2 separate regions of the Homo sapiens genome follow, and region 1 is linked to region 2. A link is an interaction called in ENCODE POLR2A ChIA-PET data of the cell type or tissue named here. Cell type or tissue: GM12878. All regions are shown on one strand. Each heading gives the region's core, and the rest is flanking DNA. Links, peaks and the distances in the headings are about the cores only. Region 1 overlaps TNIK (TRAF2 and NCK interacting kinase). Region 2 overlaps TNIK (TRAF2 and NCK interacting kinase).

Evidence for each region. Peaks named below come from ENCODE experiments on the same cell type or tissue, not always from the same donor. Only the 100,000 strongest peaks of a DNase experiment are listed, where the experiment ranks them.
Region 1: POLR2A ChIA-PET joins it to region 2 with 13 read pairs; 3 of 35 experiments call an interaction of 5 or more read pairs at or near these places.

The regions. Positions count from the first base shown.
Region 1 is chr3:171,419,299-171,429,257 of GRCh38, reverse strand. All of the region lies in intron 1 of TNIK (TRAF2 and NCK interacting kinase), which reads left to right. Among named protein-coding and RNA genes, the nearest start is that of TNIK, 36 kb to the left of the region's middle. In GM12878, for the core only: no CTCF peak of the experiment used is centred there; no DNase peak of the experiment used is centred there.
Region 2 is chr3:171,307,896-171,317,854 of GRCh38, reverse strand. All of the region lies in intron 2 of TNIK (TRAF2 and NCK interacting kinase), which reads left to right. Among named protein-coding and RNA genes, the nearest start is that of TNIK, 150 kb to the left of the region's middle. In GM12878, for the core only: no CTCF peak of the experiment used is centred there; no DNase peak of the experiment used is centred there; H3K27ac peaks cover 2,354 bases.

The DNA.
Region 1 (9,959 bases), core at 1,364-9,363, 110 kb before region 2:
AGGTGAAAGTTCTTATTTGGGGATCATGATACCCTTAAAATAAGTAGGGCAGTTAAAATAACGCAGCTTGCTTTGTGGAGGGATGGTTAAGATGGAGTGTTTGGTTTTGGCTTGGTGAACTTCGTAGGGCAGGATGACTTCTAACTGGAATGTGTAGCTCGTGGTTGTGGATCTAAAGCTGGAGCTTGGGAGACAGGTGGAAACTAAATATAGGAATACAGTACTTGATGGAATGATAAATTCATTCATTTGTTCAATTAACAATGTCTCAGTCACTGAACTGGGTGCTAGAGACCCTATAAACAGTCATAAAGACTATGAGTGTAAGGTCTTGGCAGTGTAGCTTCAGGGGGACAAGGGACAGAATTCAGAGGATGCTGTGTTTGAGAGAAGAGAAGAAAAAGGAGGAGACAATGAAAGAGAAAGAGGAGGCTATGGAAGGAATGATCACAGCCATCACATGTAAATCAGGATGTTAGATCTCCCACCATGGAGAGAATTTGAGGAAGGAGGTAATAATGGGCAGTGCCAAATGCTGCAGCACAGAATTGCAGCTACTGGCCTGGATGACTAGAGTATGCTGGTTGCCCTGCGGGAGTGCTCTTTGGAAGCAGAGTTATCTGTAGTGGAATGGGGTGGGGGTGGGGGCGGAGCCCTTGAGAAAGTGAAGACCCTGGATTCAGAGCAATTGTTCAAGAAATTTAGTGTCGAGCATTAAGAGAGATTAGGACAGCAGAAAGCTAACATGCTTTCTTTTCTTAAAGTGAGGAAGACCTTTGGTCGGTTGACCACAGGGGGCAGGAAGCAGTGGTGGGGGAGAGATAAAGCTATGACCCTGCAGTCTTGCTTATCTCAATACAGAGCTGCTCCATTTTTCTGGTTTCTGGGGGCCTAGTCCTTGGGAGTAACTTTGACTCCTCTCTTTCTCTGCACTGATCATTAGATCCATCAGAAAACCTTTTTGGTATTTTATCTTCTTGAAAAATATAGCCATAATCCAACTACTTCTCACATCTATGCAACTATCAACTTTCTCCTGAATTATTGAAAGTCTCCGAACTCATCTCCCTTCTCCTTCCTTGACCTTGAGTCTGTTCTCATCCAGTGTCTAAAGTGATCCTAATAAAGCTTAAGTTGGATAATGCCACTGCACAAAATCCACCAGGGTCCCCCTCTCTTTTATTATTCACTAGAGTAAGTATTGAATTCCTTGCAGTAACCTACAAGGCCCTGCCAAACCTGACCTGCTCCCCCAGCCCCCAGCACCAAACACACACCCTCCTCATTCCTCAAGCTCAAGCCCTCCAGGAGACTGCAGCGTCCTCTCACGTAGGAGTGCTCTTCTCCAAATACCTGCTTGGTCTTTCTCCTCTTTTGGGTCTTTGTTCACATGTCATCTTTTAAGTGAGACCTCCCAGGACACTCTTTTATAAGTTGTAACTCCATGGCGCTTATCACCTGACTTAAGTATTTTATTCCTGTCCCTGCCCACTAGGCTGTAAACTTCACAAGGGTGAGCCATCTTTCCCTTGATTTTGTTCGTTGTTATAGTACCAGTGGCTAAAACGCCTTTTAGAAAGGTAGCACTAAGTGAATTTTTAACTAATGCGAGAGAAAGCAGGCATAGCCATTGAGGGAGACAAGGCTTAGAGGGTAATAATAATAGCACTTTTGTTATGCACCCTGCTCTGTGGCAGGTGCTTTAATATGTTGTTGTATTTAAATCTTATAACTGCCTTGCACGGTGGGCATTATACTCCATTTTACAGCTGAGGAAACTGAGCATTGGGCACATGGTTAATAAGCGTATAAGCTAGTAGATTACAGAGGCAATCTAATATGCCTAAGAAAAGGGGATCAAAGGCAGAGGATTTAATCTTAGAAGTTAGGAAGGATTTTTCTCAAATAGGAAGAAAGGAAGAGAAGAAACATAAGAGCTGAGATGGAAAGGAGAATGTGCGAGGAAATCTTTTTTCTGATGACCTTGATTTTTCTTAGTAAAGAAGGAAGCCAGCTTTTCTGCTGAGATGGAGAGGAGCTGACTGGGGATTTCAGGAGGGCAGGAAAGGTATGAAGTAGACCTATCTGGGCAGTCTGATGAAGATATAGATTAACAGTGGGATTCCTGAGATGTGTTTACGGCCCAGCTAGAATAATACATCAACTAACAAAAGGATGTTAGCAATAGATGGTGTCTTTGTGATCAATTAATCCAGCTCCCAAATTTTATGCTTTATCATTCTGTATCCCTTTCGTCTGTGATCTACCAAGACCCTGGGCACTTCCACTTATCTTGGACGATCTTACATCTGTTTTCCATTTGCTCATTGGTTTGTTTATGATCATTTTTTAGTGGTATTTGTCCAGGTAGGCAGCCATTCAACACCTGAATCTCGCTCTTCATTGACCTCTCCAACTCCAGCGACCTTAACCTCTCCTTTCCTCTGTCACCTTTGCCTAAGGCTGGACTTCAGGAGACTGTGGCCTTACCGGGAAAGTAAAGACGGGTTGACAGTGGCAGAGTGTGGTGAGAAGGGGCTAAAGGACAGGTGCCCAGGAGTGGAGAAGCCCTGGAGACTCTGGAGAGGATGGGGCTCCAGTTCAAAAAGGAGGGAGGTTGAAGCAAGGTAGACCTGAATAAAACTCATTCCTGTTTAAAATAATTTTGTATACATTCCAAGATGATTTTATATATATATATTTATTATACTTTAAGTTCTAGGGTACATGTGCACAACGTGCAGGTTTGTTACATATGTATACATGTGCCATGTTGGTGTGCTGCACCCATTAACTCGTCATTTACATTAGGTATATCTCCTAATGCTATCCCTCCCCCCTCCCCCCACCCCACAACAGGCCCCAGTGTGTGATGTTCCCCTTCCTGTGTCCGAGTGTTCTCATTGTTCAATTCCCACCTATGAGTGAGAACATGCGGTGTTTGGTTTTTTGTCCTTGCGATAGTTTGCTGAGAATGATGGTGTCCAGCTTCATCCATGTCCCTGCAAAGGACATGAACTCATCATTTTTTATGGCTGCATTGTATTCCATGGTGTATATGTGCCACATTTTCTTAATCCAGTCTATCATTGTTGGACATTTGGGTTGGTTCCAAGTCTTTGCTATTGTGAGTAGTGCTGCAGTAAACATATGTGTGCATGTGTCTTTATAGCAGCATGATTTATATTCCTTTGGGTATATACCCAGTAATGGGATGGCTGGGTCAAACGGTATTTCTCATTCTAGGTCCCTGAGAAATCGCCACACTGACGTCCACAATGGTTGAACTAGTTTACAGTCCCACCAACAGTGTAAAAGTGTTCCTATTTCTCCACATGCTCTCCAGCGCTGTCCAAGATTATTTTGATGTTTAAAAAGAATGCATTTTTACATGCATGGTGCTGTCATTTCTTCCTTTTTTTTTTTTTTTTTGACAGAGTCTCACTCTGTCACCCAGGCTGTAGTACAGTGGCGTGATCTCCCCTCACTGCAATTTCTACTTCCCGGGTTCAAGGGATTCTCCTGCCTCAGTCTCCCGAATAGCTGGAATTACAGGTGTCTGCCACCATGCCTGGCTAACTTTTCTGTATTTTTAGTAGGAACAGGGTTTCACCATGTTGGCCAGGCTGGTTTTGAACCCCTGACCTCAAGTGATCCACCCTCCTCAGCCTCCCAAAGTGCTGGGATTACAGGCGTGAGCCACCATGCCCAGCTCTTCCCTTTTTTTGGACAAATAGAATCCACATTGTTCATAGTAAAATATTTTTAAAATGTGGAGGAAAAAATTATTGTGGGGATATTTGCTTCACAGAGTTAAACGTAAATACTCTGCAGGAATGGGTAATAAATATAGCATGGTAAATAAATCTGTAGATAGTCTATCTAATTATGTATACTTTTCTGTATATTTAGCCATAGGGGTGTTAAAAAGTTGGCATTTGTGTTGCTGTGAACTAATGTTACTATTTATAACATTACTAATGTTTAGCTGAGAAGAATTGTTAGTTTGTACACCAGTCTTTCAGTATTTGGCAGCTGGCTTAAATTGTGGCTTTTGATATTTGGACATGTATATTAAAAACAAGTATTAATTTCATTTCTTTGCTCCAAAACACGCAAATTAATCATGCATAAATTGAATGGGAGTGCATATAAATGCAACATACCAGTTTATGCGAACTCAGAATTTTAATGTAAAGAGTTCGGTTTTAAATGATTTGGGTGATTGTAGTCATTCCCTCTATTTAGTAACATGTGCCCAGTTTTTTTTTTTTATTATGCTTTAAGTTTTAGGGTACATGTGCACAACGTGCAGGTTTGTTACATATATATACATGTGCCATGTTGGTGTGCTGCACCCATTAACTTGTCATTTAACATTAGGTGTATCTCCTAATGCTATCCCTCCCCCCTCCCCCCACCCCACAACAGTCCCCAGTGTGTGATGTTCCCCTTCCTGTGTCCATGTGTTCTCATTGTTCAATTCCCACCTATGAGTGATAACATGCGGTGTTTGGTTTTTTGTCCTTGCGATAGTTTGCTGAGAATGATGGTTTCCAGCTTCATCCATGTTCCTACAAAGGACATGAACTCATCATTTTTTATGGCTGCATTGTATTCCATGGTGTATATGTGCAACATTTTCTCAATCCAGTCTATCACTGTTGGACATTTGGGTTCATTCCAAGCCTTTGCTATTGTGAATAGTGCCGCAATAAACATCCGTGTGCATGTGTCTTTATAACAGCATGTTTTATACTCCTTTGGGTATATACCCAGTAATGGGATGGCTGGGTCAAATGGTATTTCTAGTTCTAGATCCCTGAGGAATTGCCACACCGACTTCCACCATGGTTGAACTAGTTTATAGTCCCACCAACAGTGTAAAAGTGTTCCTATTTCTCCACATCCTCTCCAGCACCTGTTGTTTCCTGACTTTTTAATGATCGCCTTTCTAACTGGTGTCAGATGGTATCTCATTTTGGTTTTGATTTGCATTTCTCTGATGGCAAGTGATGATGAGCATTTTTTCATGTGTCTTTTGGCTGCATAAATGTCTTCTTTTGAGAAGTTTCTGTTCATATCCTTCACCCACTTGTTGATGGGGTTGTTTGTTTTTTCTTGTAAATTTGTTTGAGTTCATTATAGATTCTGGATATTAGCCCTTTGTCAGATGAGTAGATTGCAAAAATTTTCTCCCATTCTATAGGTTGCCTGTTCACTCTGATGGTAGTTTCTTTTGCTGTGCAGAAGCTCTTTAGTTTAATTAGATCCCATTTGTCAATTTTGGCTTTTGTTGCCATTGCTTTGGGTGTTTTAGACATGAAGTCCTTGTCCATGCCTATGTCCTGAATGGTATTGCCTAGGTTTTATTCTAGGGTTTTTATGGTTTTCGGTCTAACATTTAAGTCTTTAATCCATCTTGAATTAATTTTTGTATAAGGTGTAAGGAAGGGGTCCAGTTTCAGCTTTCTACATATGGTTAGCCAGTTTTCCCAGCGCCATTTATTAAATAGGGAATCCTTTCCCCATTTCTTGTTTTTGTCAGGTTTGTCAAAGATCAGATAGTCATAGATATGTGGCATTATTTCTGAGGGCTCTGTTCTGTTCCATTGGTCTGTATCTCTGTTTCGGTACCAGTACCATGCTGTTTTGGTTACTGTAGCCTTATAGTATAGTTTGAAGTCAGGTAGTGTGATGCCTCCAGCTTTGTTCTTTTGGCTTAGGGTTGACTTGGCAATGCGGGCTCTTTTTTGGTTCCATGTGAACTTTAAAGTAGTTTTTTCCAATTCTGTGAAGAAAGTCATTGGTAGCTTGATGGGGATGGCATTGAATCTATAAATTACCTTGGGCAGTATGGCCATTTTCACGATATTGATTCTTCCTACCCATGAGCATGAAATGTTCTTCCATTTGTTTGTATCCTCTTTTATTTCATTGAGCAGTGGTTTGTAGTTCTCCTTGAAGAGGTCCTTCACATCCCTTGTAAGTTGGATTCCTAGGTATTTTATTCTCTTTGAAGCAATTGTGAATGGGAGTTCACTCATGATTTGGCTCTCTGTTTGTCCGTTATTGGTGTATAAGAATGCTTGTGATTTTGCACATTGATTTTGTACCCTGAGACTTTGCTGAAGTTGCTTATCAGCTTAAGGAGATTTTGGTGCCCAGATTTATATAGCTATGCAATAAATACCTATGCACATGTTGACACAATGTCACGTATTGACTCATTTGCACATTGTCTAAAATACCTGTAATTTTAGCCATGGAAGGTAGTTAAAAAAAGGGAAAGTTCAACCTGGGCTTAAAATGGCAATTAGAATCACATATTTTCACTGGAGAAGGGATGCAACAGGCTGCATAGTTCAGCTTTTTCATTTGTGCAGATGAAGATCCCAGGGTTCTGAAGATATCCATTGTTCAAAGCCACCGGGCTAGGAAGTGTTAGAGCACTAATGAGAACTCACTAATGAGAACTCCTTTGTATCAATGAAGAGAATGTTTGGTTGATTGAAAAATTTGTTTTTAACACAGTTTTATTGGACTATGAGCTCTTCAAGGGTCAAGGCTAACTTAGGGTCCCATGGTATTCATCTTTGTATCTCAGTGCATAGCACAGTTTCCAGTACATAGTAGGTATTTGCTGAATGCATGATTTCCAAAAGTAAGTTTATTTTTTCCATTTTGATAATATTTAAAAAATACATTAACAAAACAAAAAAGGCATTTTGAGAAAGTAGAGTTTAAAAAATAAAATTAATAAATTGAGTTAAAACTGAAGCTAGTGAATTGGTTTTCTTGACCATATAAATATTGTCTTTATGTTTACAGTTGGACTTACTAATTCCCAGAAATAAATGGCCATTTGTAAACAGTGTGTTTGGTTTGAATTCATATGTATAAACATGTGGTGTGTGTAAGTATGTGTAAGGGAGTTTATATTTTATTTATGTATGTCTTTTACTACTTTATTAATATATATTATATTTTACTTAACATTTCCAGAGAGTGCATTAAAATTAATGTTTCCTGAGACTTAATCTTTCCTGAGAAAGGATCTATCCAATGGTTTAGTCAAACTGACTTTACAGGATGTTCTGTAATTGGTGGACACATTGCTAGTTCCTTCTGTATTAATCATGTTATTTAATTCAGTGTCACAATAATATTATTTGTTGTCTTTATTTACAGACAAAGCACAGAAAAGTTAAGTCTCATTTACACAACTGGTCGGGCGTGGTAGGTCACACCTGTAATCTCAGCAATTTGGGAGGCCAAGGCGGGCAGATCACGAGGCCAGGAGTTTGAGACCAGCCTGGCCAACATGGTGAAACCCCGTCTCTACTAAAAATACAAAAATTATCCAGGCTTGATGTCACGCACCTGTAGTCCCAGCTACTCGGGAGGCTGAGGCAGGATAATTGCTTGAACCTAGGAGGCGGAGGTTGCAGTGAGCTGAGATTGCGCCATTGTAGTCCAGCCTGGGTGACAGAGCCAGACTTCATCTCAAAAAAAAAAAAAAAAAAAAAAAAATTACACAACTAATCAGGAGCAGAGCTAGGTCTTCTTATTCAATGTCTCTGCTTTTTATCCAGCAAACCAGCCTGGCTCCGAGGTTAGCATCTTCATATGTTATCTTATGGTTGGAGTACAGCTGGAGGTGAGAATGAACAAATTTCAGGAATATATATTTTTAAATAGCTGAGAACTACAGTGTACAACCACAGGCACCCACACCCAAAAGGGCTGGTGGTACCATGACTTCAGAAGGAAAGTATGTATCCAAGTTGGATCACAGCTCCCTTATACACAGGCCCATGAAGGGGCTATGGAAAGAGGGGCGTGAATTCTAGAGGATAAGCTGGTAGACTCTTTCCCAAGAGGACTCATTTCAGATGGGTGAATTTATCACAATGGGTCAGTTCTGCCAGTCAGGCTCAGGGACCTCACTTTGTATTTTCTGGGGTATGTGCATGTGTGTGTGTGTCTGCAGGGAGTGGAAGGCAGTTTCTACATCTTGTTTAGAACATTGTGCCAGTTTATTAAATTACAGTGAGAACTAGAACTATCAAAGGCACTTAGTTTATGTAGAACTAATATGCATTTTTTGGTCTAGGTGATAGAGAGACTTAGTTTACTGTCTAACCTGGTCTTTCATATCTTAGTGATGGAAGCAGTACAAAAGGGTAGGATTTGTACTGTAGTCCCCCTTATCTGTGGGTTCATTTTCCACAGTTTCAGTTACTCACAGTCAACCACGATCTGAAAATATTAAATGGAAAATTCCATAAATAAACAGTTCATAAGTTTTAAATTGTCCATCGTTCTGAGTAGCATGATGAAATCTCAAGCTGTCCCACTCTGTCTGCCCAGGACGTGAATCAGGCCCTTGTCTAGTGTATCCACACAATAGATGCTGCCCTCCCTTTAGTCTACTTAGTAGCTCTCTTGGTTGTCAGACCAGATTGACTGTTGCAGTCTTGCAGTGCTTGCGTTCGAGTAACCCTTATTTTATTTAATAATGGCCCCAAAGTGCAAGAGTAGTGATGCTGGCAGATTGTTATAATTGTTCTATTTTATTATTAGTTATTGCTACTAATCTCACATTGTGCTTAATTTATAAGTTAAACTTTACCATAGGTATGTAGTATAGGAAAAAAATTGTGTATATAGGGTTCAGTAGTATTCTTGGTTTCAGGCATCCACATATTCTCTACAGATAAAGGAGGAGTCTTGCACTCATAGCTATTCTGTGGTATAGCTGGGAATAGAACTCTCATGTCCTCAGCATTTGGCCCAGAGTTCTTTCCACTGGTTTTGGATTGGAACTGGGCCTCAGAAGTGCTGGAGAGGTGGGCCTACCTTGAGTGTAAAAAAACTCCTTTTTACTGCTTGCCTTCATGTACTGAGCAGTTTTATTGTTTATTCACATGGAGAGTTGGAATAGTGGTAACATTAAAGTAAACATAAACTTAAAAATCAGTTTAGGACTAGATGCTTGAATACAAACTCCTATAGGCAGGGACCAACTCTGTTTCTTCTGCATATCCCAAAAGGCTCCAGAGGCCCAGGGACAGTTGGGCCTGTCTTACCAACACTTAATGAAACATCGGTTGAAATAAAAACCCTCATAAGTCAGGCATGGCTAAGTCGATCAGTCAGCAAATATTGACTGTCAGCTCCGGGCATGAAATAGTTTGATCACTTGGACACTGGTATCTCCCTTGACTAAAGATGCTAAAAAGCCATCTTGGTTTTAGTGACATGCCTCTTCTCGAGTCACAAACATGTTCATAGAACAGCAAGCTTATAGGTAAGTGGCACTGACTCTGTTGTTGGATATTGAAAAATGAGTGCTTCCACTTCTGCAGTAGCCACTAAAAACTTGTGGTCAAATTCAGTGCCTGAGCTTTGAAATCAATTCAGTTCAAAAAACAGATGGGCTATTCTTCTGATGAAATGCTAATAATATTCAACAATGACCATTAGTTATTAAGTGCTTAGGATACTTGTCGGGCACTGTGCATTACCTCGTTTCATTTTCACACCAACTGAGAACAATTGCCATGCTCTCCCCACGTCACAGAGTAAAGGAACTGGAGGTTCAGAGACTGGCCCAAGGTTACACAGCTAATGAGTGGGAGCACTGGGATCTGAGCCCAGGACTTCCTTCAAAAGCTCTTTGTTTTTTCATCCTTAGGCAATCATCTTGAGCCTTGTCTATTTGTTTATTATTTTTTAAACAGTTTTCTTGTGATGGAGAATACAATTCACCCATTTGAAGTATTCAATTCAATGGATTTTTGTATATTCACAGAGCTGTGCAACCATCAGTACAGTCAATTTTAGAACATTTTTGTCACCTCCAAAAGAAACATCATTCCACATTTCCTTCAACTCTATCCCCATCCCAGCCCTAAACAATCACTAATCTACTTTCTGTCTTTACGGATTTTCCC
Region 2 (9,959 bases), core at 552-8,551:
GAACACGCTGCCTAGCAGCTCACTCCTTTTGGGCACACATTTGTCTGATACAACTACGTGCTAGGACCTGGATACCAATGTGAACAGAAAAACACAATCCTAACCCCTCTATTGTCTTATAACCTAAATAACAAAGTGATGACTGTAAACTAGAAAGTCTGGGGCCTAACTTATAGGGTTCGTAAGGGTGAAAAGAGCTTTCTTTCCCTTTCTTGTCATCTTCATTCTGTTCACTCACGCTCTGTCCAGATTCCCAGTCTCCCATTTGCCTAAGCGGGCAAAGAGGTAGTTGTTTCTCTTGGTTAACAGTTCTATATAATGAATCCCTTTACAGATGAGTGACTGAATACTTCTTCCTAAGAATAGTTGCATTATTACCGAAGACTTTTGGTGGCACCAAGACCATAGTACATGTCTCTCCATTTGGCAGCATTTCAGCCATTGAGCAGTCCTCCATGGATAGCTGGAGTGTCTCTCCCACATCCCACTATCATGGTGCTTGGCTGCTATCCAGATGCCTGTGATGAGTGATGGAGTCCCTGGTGCTTCCTGGAGAGAACAACAAATGGTAGTCTTGCACCACCTTGATTGTTAATATACTTGGTCTGTGGACTTCCCATGCTCAAACCTAAACCAAAGAACCTGGCCTGACCCGGAACAACTGCTTTGTTACAGGTGAAAGTCCTTGTTATTACTTTGGTAGTTAATCATCTTCCCCTGGGCCTTAAACTCCAGGTCATTCTCTGGAGAAGAAATTTAGGACCTGTGATATTATCCTATTTAAGTACTTTTCAGATACGATCTTTTAATTATAAAAGATATATAATTATATATTTTATATGATATATATCATATAATTATATATTTTATATGATATATATCATATAATTATATATTTTATATGATATATATCATATAATTATATATTTTATATGATATATATCATATAATTGTGTAATTATAAAATGTAATCGCTTGTATATAGTTCTTAGTTCCTTAGGCAAATCAAGTAAATAGTAGTTGCATGGGTAAATATAAAATACGCAAATACTCCTTATAGTAATATAAGAACTATCATTCAGGCAGGAGGACACAAAAGATCAATGTATGAACCATTCCTATATATTTTTTCCTTTTGAAGCACAGGTAGGAGCAAATCATTTCCCTTCTCCACAAAGCTCAGTGGCTTCTTACTGCACTCAGAATAGCCTAGTTTATAGGCCTCTGTGAGCTGCCTTTCTTCCCCTTTTCATCCAAAGTGTTTTTAAATCCCTTTAGATACTCTTTGCTCCAGCTTGCCTGGGCTATTAACTGTTCTCCCGAAGACCATACTTTATGTCTGCAGGCCTTTGCTCATACTGTTTGGTCAGCAGGGAATAAATTTTACTCCTTATTCATTTATAAAATCCTACCGATCCTCCAAGGCTGAGCTCAAATGCCTCCTCTTTCATGAAACCTTCTATATCCCTACTAATCAGAATCAATTATTTCTTTCTCTCTATTCCTCCTTGTTGGCCTATTGTGTGTACCTTTATTGCCTGTATAGGCTTTTCTCATTTCTGCTTGTATCTAGGTAATTCACTCATCTATCCATACATTCATTCAACGATTATTTCTTGAAAGCTTTATCTTGTACTGTGCAAGAAGATGGGAATGTAATGGGAAGCAGAAAATGGATGCTGCCTGTGCTCTGGGAGCTTACAGTCTTCTGGCAGAGATGGGTGATAAGGTGATAAGCACCAAACCCACAAAGCTAAAACTGCAGCTATGGGAAGAGCGGGGAAGACAGATTTATGGGTCTCTGTCTCTAGGCTGTAAACTCCTTGACGCCAGTGAGAGCCTCTTTCTTGGTTAAGAAGGCAGTAGTATAAAACAACTGTGAAATGCCCTGTGTCATGAGTTTGTATCTCCCCGAATATATGAGGAAGTCCTAATACCCAGTACCTGTGAATATGACTTTATTTGGAAATAGGGTCTCTGCAGATGTAATGAAGTTAAGATGGGATCATACTTGATTAGAGTAGGTCCTAATCCAGTTTGACTGGTGTTCAATAAGAAGAGGAGAAAAGACAGACACAGACACAGTGGGGAATGCCACGTGAAGATGGGAGCAGAGATGGGAGGGATGAGTTTGTAAGCCAGGGAATGTCAAGAAATGTTGGTAACCACAAGAAGTTAGGAAGGAGGCATGGAACTGTTTCTTCTTCAGAACTTCCAGAAAGAACCAACTCCCAATGACACCTTGACACCTGGATTTCAGACTCCTCACTTCCAGAACTGTGAGAGAATGCATTTCTGTTATTTTAGGCCGCCCAGTTTGTGGTAGTTTATTATGGCAGCTCCGGGCAACTAATACACCCTTCTGGAGAGAAGTTCATGAGAACTAATTTAATGCACAACACCATGGTGCACTAATGTGTGGGTCAATGATTGAATTTGGATGAAAGAATGAATAGAGTATTGTGTTTGCTCTCTTCAGTGGTAAGAGATCAGGGTGAGTTCAGGATATTTGTTCCATTTCAGTTGTCTATTAACAGGAAAAAATGTGGATTCACAGTTCACGTCATCATCAGTTGAGAAGGCTGGCTGAATAATGGCCCGTGTGGTTGTCTTTAGAAATAAAGCTGTGTTTTTGTCACTGTGGCCAAGGGGGATATAAATAAGCTAGTCACTAAATGTTAAAATGGTGGCAACTCTTCCCTTTCTGCTTTCAAAGCAGAATCTTAGTCCTCACATCTCCTACCCCTGCTTCCTCAGGCAATTCGTGTTTTTCCCTCTGGTTGAAAGGCTCACTTCAGGATAAAGCAGGAGGGGGGGTTTGTGGTTGTTGTTACTAATGACTTTTAGATCTTGTGTTGCATTTTATATTTTCAGAACATTTTACAGTTGTTGATTGAGTTCCCTAGCACTCAGGAATTTGTGATATTAAAATGCTTTTTGTTTGCAAAGGACAAAGATGTTCAGTGATACTTGAAAGCTACACTAATCAGATATTCATGAGTATGGGGTGCGGCCTGACCTCCCTTCTGCCTCCTGAATCCTTCTCCTCACTCTAGATTCAGGACAGTGCCACCTCTATAAATGATCCCCTCAAGCCTCATAACTCTCTATCGTTTTATTGTGTTTTATTATTTATTTATTTATTGTTTGTGTGGGTTTTCCCTAGTAGATTATGAGGTTTTGGAGGACAGGTAACCACACTCACCCAGCAGGCATGCAGGAACTATCTCTTGAATGAACAAGCGAATTAATGAGTGAATGAAATTACTAGAACTGACTTAGGCCAGGAATTTCTCATCTTTTAGCAGCTACTTCCCATTTTATACATCCAAGATCATATCCGTGAAACCACAGTGAGTCTTTAGACAAATTACAGAGAGGCAGAAATGGGATGGCAACATCAACTTGGAGAACCTCTGGATCAGCCATAGGCTCTACATGGATCTTCTGGTCTCGCTGTCATGGAGGATTGAGTCATATTTTCAAGGCTGTCCTCTTGAGACCACTGCTCAGAGGTGCCAGTCAAAGGTCTCAGGGTCATAGGCAGAGGGGGAAGGCCAGATAGGCCACTGTGGCTCTGAGTATAGAGGGATAAGGCTAAAGTAGAGGTTCTCATAATCCAGAAATCGTCTCTGATGCTGGAAGTCTTCAGCTGCACTAAGAGATGTGGTTGTAAAGGGACTCCAGCAACAGAAAGCATAGCCATCCTCACCTCTTGAGAATGAGCTTTGTTTTGCTTATGTTATTTTACTTTTCATCTATATATCTGCGTGCTTATGAACATCCTGTAATATGGCACCAAGTATTAAACATTTATGGAGCAACTGAAATATTCAGGATAGAATGTTTAAATTAGCGCTGGTCTCTGCCTTCCTTCCTGCCTGTGTGTTTCTCTGTTTTGTACCCTAGCCCATTCCGGCAACGACTATAGAGCATCACACTTATCAGATGATGTCATACCGTGCCCGGATGAAAGCTAGTTCTCAAGGCACTCAGATCATGGCACAAAACAAAGAGGAAAGATGTGTCTTTAAGTCATTCATTTAGCACTATAACTGCATTTTCAGAGGGAACTTCTATCCATGTTTATTCTCAAGATTGAAGGACTCAGTGCAGCTCTCGTGGTGACAGATTGGCTCTTCTTGTGTGTTTTTTCTCTTGCTGTTTAGACGTAAGGACCCCTTTTCTCCCACCTCAACATGGCTACATGTTTGTTATTTCATGATAATTTTTAAAAAAATCATAAGTGAACCTTCACACTGTTAGAATTATTTAATTGTAAGTGAATATCTTATTAGAATTATTTTTACCTGCAAGACTACTCTTTTATGTAACAACTGTCTAATGACAAAAGTGGTAATTATATACTTTGCTACCTACAAATGATAGGAAAACAGAGTAAGCTATTTCTGGGGCCCTCTCTGCCACTCATTCTGTGAGGCCTCCATCACATCACCTGACCCCTCACATCCACAGCTTTCCTAATCTTTAACATGAACAGGTTGAAGTTGAGGATCCCTAATTTCCCTTCCAGATCCACTGTTCTGTGATTCTAGGTATGTGTAACCCAGCTATTTAAAAAAAAAGAAAGAAAGAAAGAAAGAAAGAAAGAAAGCTAAATGTTGGTAGAGAGTATCACAAAAAAATAACAAAGATACACTTTAAAAAATTGGTCAAGCTGCAATCCTTAGAGGCAATATTCCTGGTTTTGAGTTTATAAACTACCTGCTGGTAAAATCTCTTCAGTAGTTTCTACACATTTGCATTCTTCCTTCGTTTTCAAAACACTGTCTCGGTGACTGCAAAGTGATTCCCCTGATGTATAATCTCTTATTCGGCGTAGCACCCTGGGAGGATGCGAGATCCACGTGGAGAAGTTAAGCACACACAGATCTGCAAGGTCAGAAGTACATTAAATGGCACGCTGTGGTCCAAGACTTTCATCTTTAAGCATCAGTAATTGCCATGAATACTCAAGGAGGTGCCCTGTGTGAGAGCTGCTGGATTTGAGCCATAAGCCATAGTTCAGGAATATGAATCTTGTGAAAGCCAAAGTAGTAATATTGTCAGAGACACACAGGTAAGGCCATGAATGAATAAACTGGACATCGTGACATTCCAGCTGAAAAAAGAGCAATTTATTAAGTTTCAGCACCATAGATGAAGGAAACTGGTAAATTTACTGGATGTATTTTAGGAACTTAAAAATTGATGATGAAACAGGAAAGAGACCCCAGCTAAAAGAAAACTTCTGGCACAAACAATTCAAAGCACCCAGTTAAATAGATCTTCTGACCCATTGGATACCCACCAAGAACAAGGCAATTTGGGCACATCCAAAGTGGTTTGTGTGGGTAGTCGTTAAAACCTGAGTATTACTTCAATTATCTGAGACCTAACGGAGGGCAGTTATTCTAAATAGTCAGGCTACCACCCTCTAGATGCAACTGTTTTTTTTAAGTTTGAAAACGGAAATATTTAAAATAATATACTACATATAGTTACATAGAACTATTTTCATATAAAAATAATATTTTTCTGATAATTTTGGAAGAATTAGAAAAACACAGAGCTCGCAAATGGATCATCTCACTATCCAGAGATAACTTTTATTAATCTTTTGATGTATTTCCTTCCAGTCCCCCCATATTTTAAACTTATTATATATTCATTTGTGGACATATTTTTAAAATCAGATATGCCAGTCTAGCCCTTTTTTTTTTTTTTTTTTTTTTTTTTTTAATCTGGAGCTGCCGTTAGGGACAGCTGAGGAAGTGCAGAGCAATGCCACAAAATGTCTCCCCTCCCTTTTTTTCTCCACAGCCCAGATGGCTAAGATTTGTGGTGGGTGGGCAGGCGCACCCGCCCCCAACCCCCGAAGTCACATGTACTCTTGGTGGCTTTGGCACTTCCTGACCTTGCGTGTATGTTTGCTGCTGGAATCCTTCACACTCTTGCCAATGCGGCTATAAAAATCTAGGTGGCTGAGTTTTTGCTTATCTGAATTACAGGAAAGTTGATGATGAAAGAGGGAAATATTAATGATGGGTTTTGTTCTCTAAATTCCTTTGTAAAGAAAGGATGTGATTTGTTCTATTCTTCCACTCACATAACTTGTTAAAATAATGGGAAAGCCAGGAAAAAAGTGTTTGGAGAATGATGGTGAATACTTTTGGGTTAGTTGGGCTCAGGTGACATGCTTGTTTTCTGGGGGAAGGTTCTCAATACTAAGAGATTACTTCCAGGTGGCAACCCAATGTAGAAAAATCAGCGTGTGCTCTGGAATCAGACAAACCCAGATCTGAATTCTGGTTTTTCTTCCCTCTTTTGTGTCATCTTAAGCAAGTTACTTAGTTTCCGTGAGCATCAGTTTCTTCATCTATGTACTACAAGTGATGGATGCATACTTCTCAAATGTTTAGGGAGCTTAAATGGAAATATACTTGGAGTTCCTAGCACACAGTAGGTGCTTACTCGTGAGCTTGTTCCTTCTGCATTTCCCAGCTGTTTCTGGAAAGTGTGCTGTCATCAGCAAGTGAGTGAATAATAATTGTATGCTAATATTTACCCACACAAATACTTCGCGCAAAACTATTCGTATAATGTTAATCAGTGAAAAAGGTTCTCATCATGTATTATGAGTTGAATTTTCTTTCCCGTCTATTAACAAACTTTGAATGGGAAAGCTACTGAATTGAATTTTTTTTCTCTCTCTCTCTCTGCTATACTGTGGGGACATGCTTTTATATTTGCAAATAAAGCTCACATATATCTTTTTATTACATTCTCACCATCCCACCAGAATTTTAATGAGTAGGAGCGGTGAGTGGAGATTGAGATTCAGGGGCCACTTGTGTTTGAGCTGACAAGATATACACATTTGGGGAAACAGAACATGATCTGAATTAACTGGGAAGCACATGTTTCATAAGTGCTTGATATATTCCTGAAAGAAAATTAAAAAGTAAATATTTTTGCTTGTTGCAGCCATTCTAAAGAGTGTGCTATCAGCTTTCTTTTTGTTTGTTTGTTTGTTTTTTAACTCTGCTTATCAACATGTAAGGTGAGGGACTAGTAGACTTTGTATTATAATGCTTGAAAAGAAAAGCTTTATTTAAATATCAAATATGAACATGTAACAAGAGATTGCTTAACAACTGTGTAGAATAGGAAAAAGAATTGGAAAATTTTCATACAAAAAGTAAAAGAAATTGAGGGGAGGGAAACAAATGAATCCAAACTCTTATTTTCTTTTCTCTGTTAACTTTCAGGAAGGCCAAAATGAGATTTAATGTACTGTATGAAGTATCTTGTAGCTTTGCTGTTTTGTTCATTTGCTTACCCTTTTATCTCTCTTAAATTTTAATTTCTAAATCTATAGCCCTACATTCATTAATTGATTTGGTTATCAAACATCTTTTCTGTGCTAGTTTTAGGAGAAAGAAAAATTTCCCCTAAAATTGTAAATTTTGATTTACAATTGTGACTGTAAATCTCATAATCTTGGTGGGTTGCAATCCTGTAAACAAAAATGATGGCTCAGCAGCTCTATAAGAGGCTGCATTAGATTCAGTATGAGCCCAGTCCCACTGTTTGTGGAGGGAGAAGATGCAGTCCAGACAAGTCCATAGCTTCAACTGTGAGTCATATAGTTTGCCAGGCAGAGAGCTATGGGAGGTATTACCAAAGAGGCAGTAGCATGTGTCTTTTATCATGGATCATTTCAATTTTTTAAAAAAGTAGGTATGTTATAAATAATAATGAAAAATGAGTAAAGAAGTAAAGGTGGTAACTAACATGGGAAGAAGTTAAGTAATAGGTAAGGAAGTGTGTGATTAAGAGCTCCAGTGAGTGGCTGTGATGATGGGATTTCAGAAAAAGGATTTCTTTGCAAAAGCAGAGAGGAAGAATAGCAGATGGTGAATGAGATAAAGTTTTTCTCCCCAAGAGGACAACTAGGAAGCAAAAATCCAGAGAAAGGAAAAGTCTGGGCTACTGGTGAAAGCTGGACTTCAAGAAAAATAGTTTAAGGATGTTTAAGTTTTTTAGTTTTTAGACACCCAGCTGCTTGTGTGACACCACATTGCAAAGTTATTATTTAGTAATATTTTGAATGAAAGGTCTCTCTTCATAAAACCCCCACCCTTTACAAACTATTAGTCTCAGAAACCCTTTACATTCTTAAAAGTTACTGAGGACTTCAAGAAGCTTTTGTTTATGTTAGTTATATCTACCAATGTTTATTGTAAGATCAGTAATTGGGAGTTTATTAAATATAATGAAGCATTTTTTTAAACTTTGATTTTGGTTCAGGGGTGCACGTGCAAGTTTGTTCTACAGATAAATTGCATGCTTCAGGGGTTTGGTGTACATATTATTTGTTCACCCAGATGGTAAGCATAGTACATGATAGATAGTTGTTTGATCCTCACCCTCCTCCCATCCTCCACTTTCCAGTAGGCCCTGTTGTCTGTTGTTCCCTTCTTTGTGTCCAGGTGTACTCAATGTTTAGCTCTCACTTATTAAGTGAGAATATACAGTATTTGGCTGTCTTTTCCTGTGTTATTTTACTTGGGATGATGACCTCCAGCTCCATCCATGTTGCTGCAAAAGACATGGTCTCATTCTTTCTCATGGATGCATAGTATTCCATGGTGTATATGTACCACATTTTTTTTTTCCAGTCTACCAATGATGGGCATTTAGGTTGATTCCATGTTTCTGTTACTGTGAATAGTGCTACAGTGATCATAACATGTGCATGTGTCTTTATGGTAGAATGATTTATATTCCTTTGGGTATATATGCTGTAATGGGATTGCTGGTTCAAAATGGTAGTTCTGTTTTTAAGTGCTTTGAGAAATCACCGAACTGCTTTCCATAGTGGCAAAATGAATTTACATTTCCACCAGCAGTGTATAAGCATTCCCTTTTCTTTACAGCCTTGTCAGCATCTGTTGTTTTTTGACTTTTTAATAACCATTCTAACTGGTGTGAGATGGTATTTCATTGTGGTTTTGGTTTGCATTTCTCTAATGATTAGTGATGTTGAGCATTTTTTCATATGCTTGTTGGATGCATGTATGTCTTCTTTTGAAAAGTGTTCATGTCCTTTGCCCACTTTTAAGTGGTGGTGTTTGTTTTTTGCTTGTTCAATTAAGCTCCCTATGGAGTCTGGATATTAGGCCTTTGTGAGATGCATAGTTTGCAAATATTTTGTCCCATTCCATAAGTTGTTTGCTTTCTTGAAAGTTTCTTCTGCTGTGCAGAAGCTCTTTGATTTAATTAGGTCCTATTTGTTAATTTTTGGTTTTGTTTGAATTGCTTTTGGCATCTTTGTCATAAAATCTTTGCCAGGGCCTATGTCTAGAATGGTATTTCCTGGGTTTTCTTCAAGGATTTTTATAGTTTTAAGTTTTACATTGAAATTTTTGATGCATTTTTGAGTTGATTTTTGTGTGTGGTGTAAGGAAGGGGTGCAGGATGGCTAACCAGTTATCTCAGCACCATTTATTGTATAGGGAATCCTTTCCCCATTGCTTGTTTTTGTCAGCTTCGTCAAAGATCAGGTGGTTGTAGGCGTGTGTCTTTATTTCTGGGTTCTCTGTTCTGTTTCATTCATCTATATGTCTGTTTTTGTACTAGTACCATGCTGTTTTGGTTACTATAGCACTGTAGTATAGTTTGAAGTCTGGTAATGTGATGCTTCTTGCTTGCTTCTTTTTCCTAGGATTGTTTTCACTACTCAGGCTCTTTTTTGGTTCCATATGAATTTTATAATAGTTTTTTCTAATTCTGTGAATAATGTCATTGGTAGTTCAATAGAAATAGCATTTAATCTGTAAATTGCTTGGGATAGGATGGCCAATTTAACAATATCGATTCTTCCAGTGATAGATTTTTCAAGTACAAGAATATATAAACATTTCATTAGCTGCAGAGTGATAACGTCATCTCGT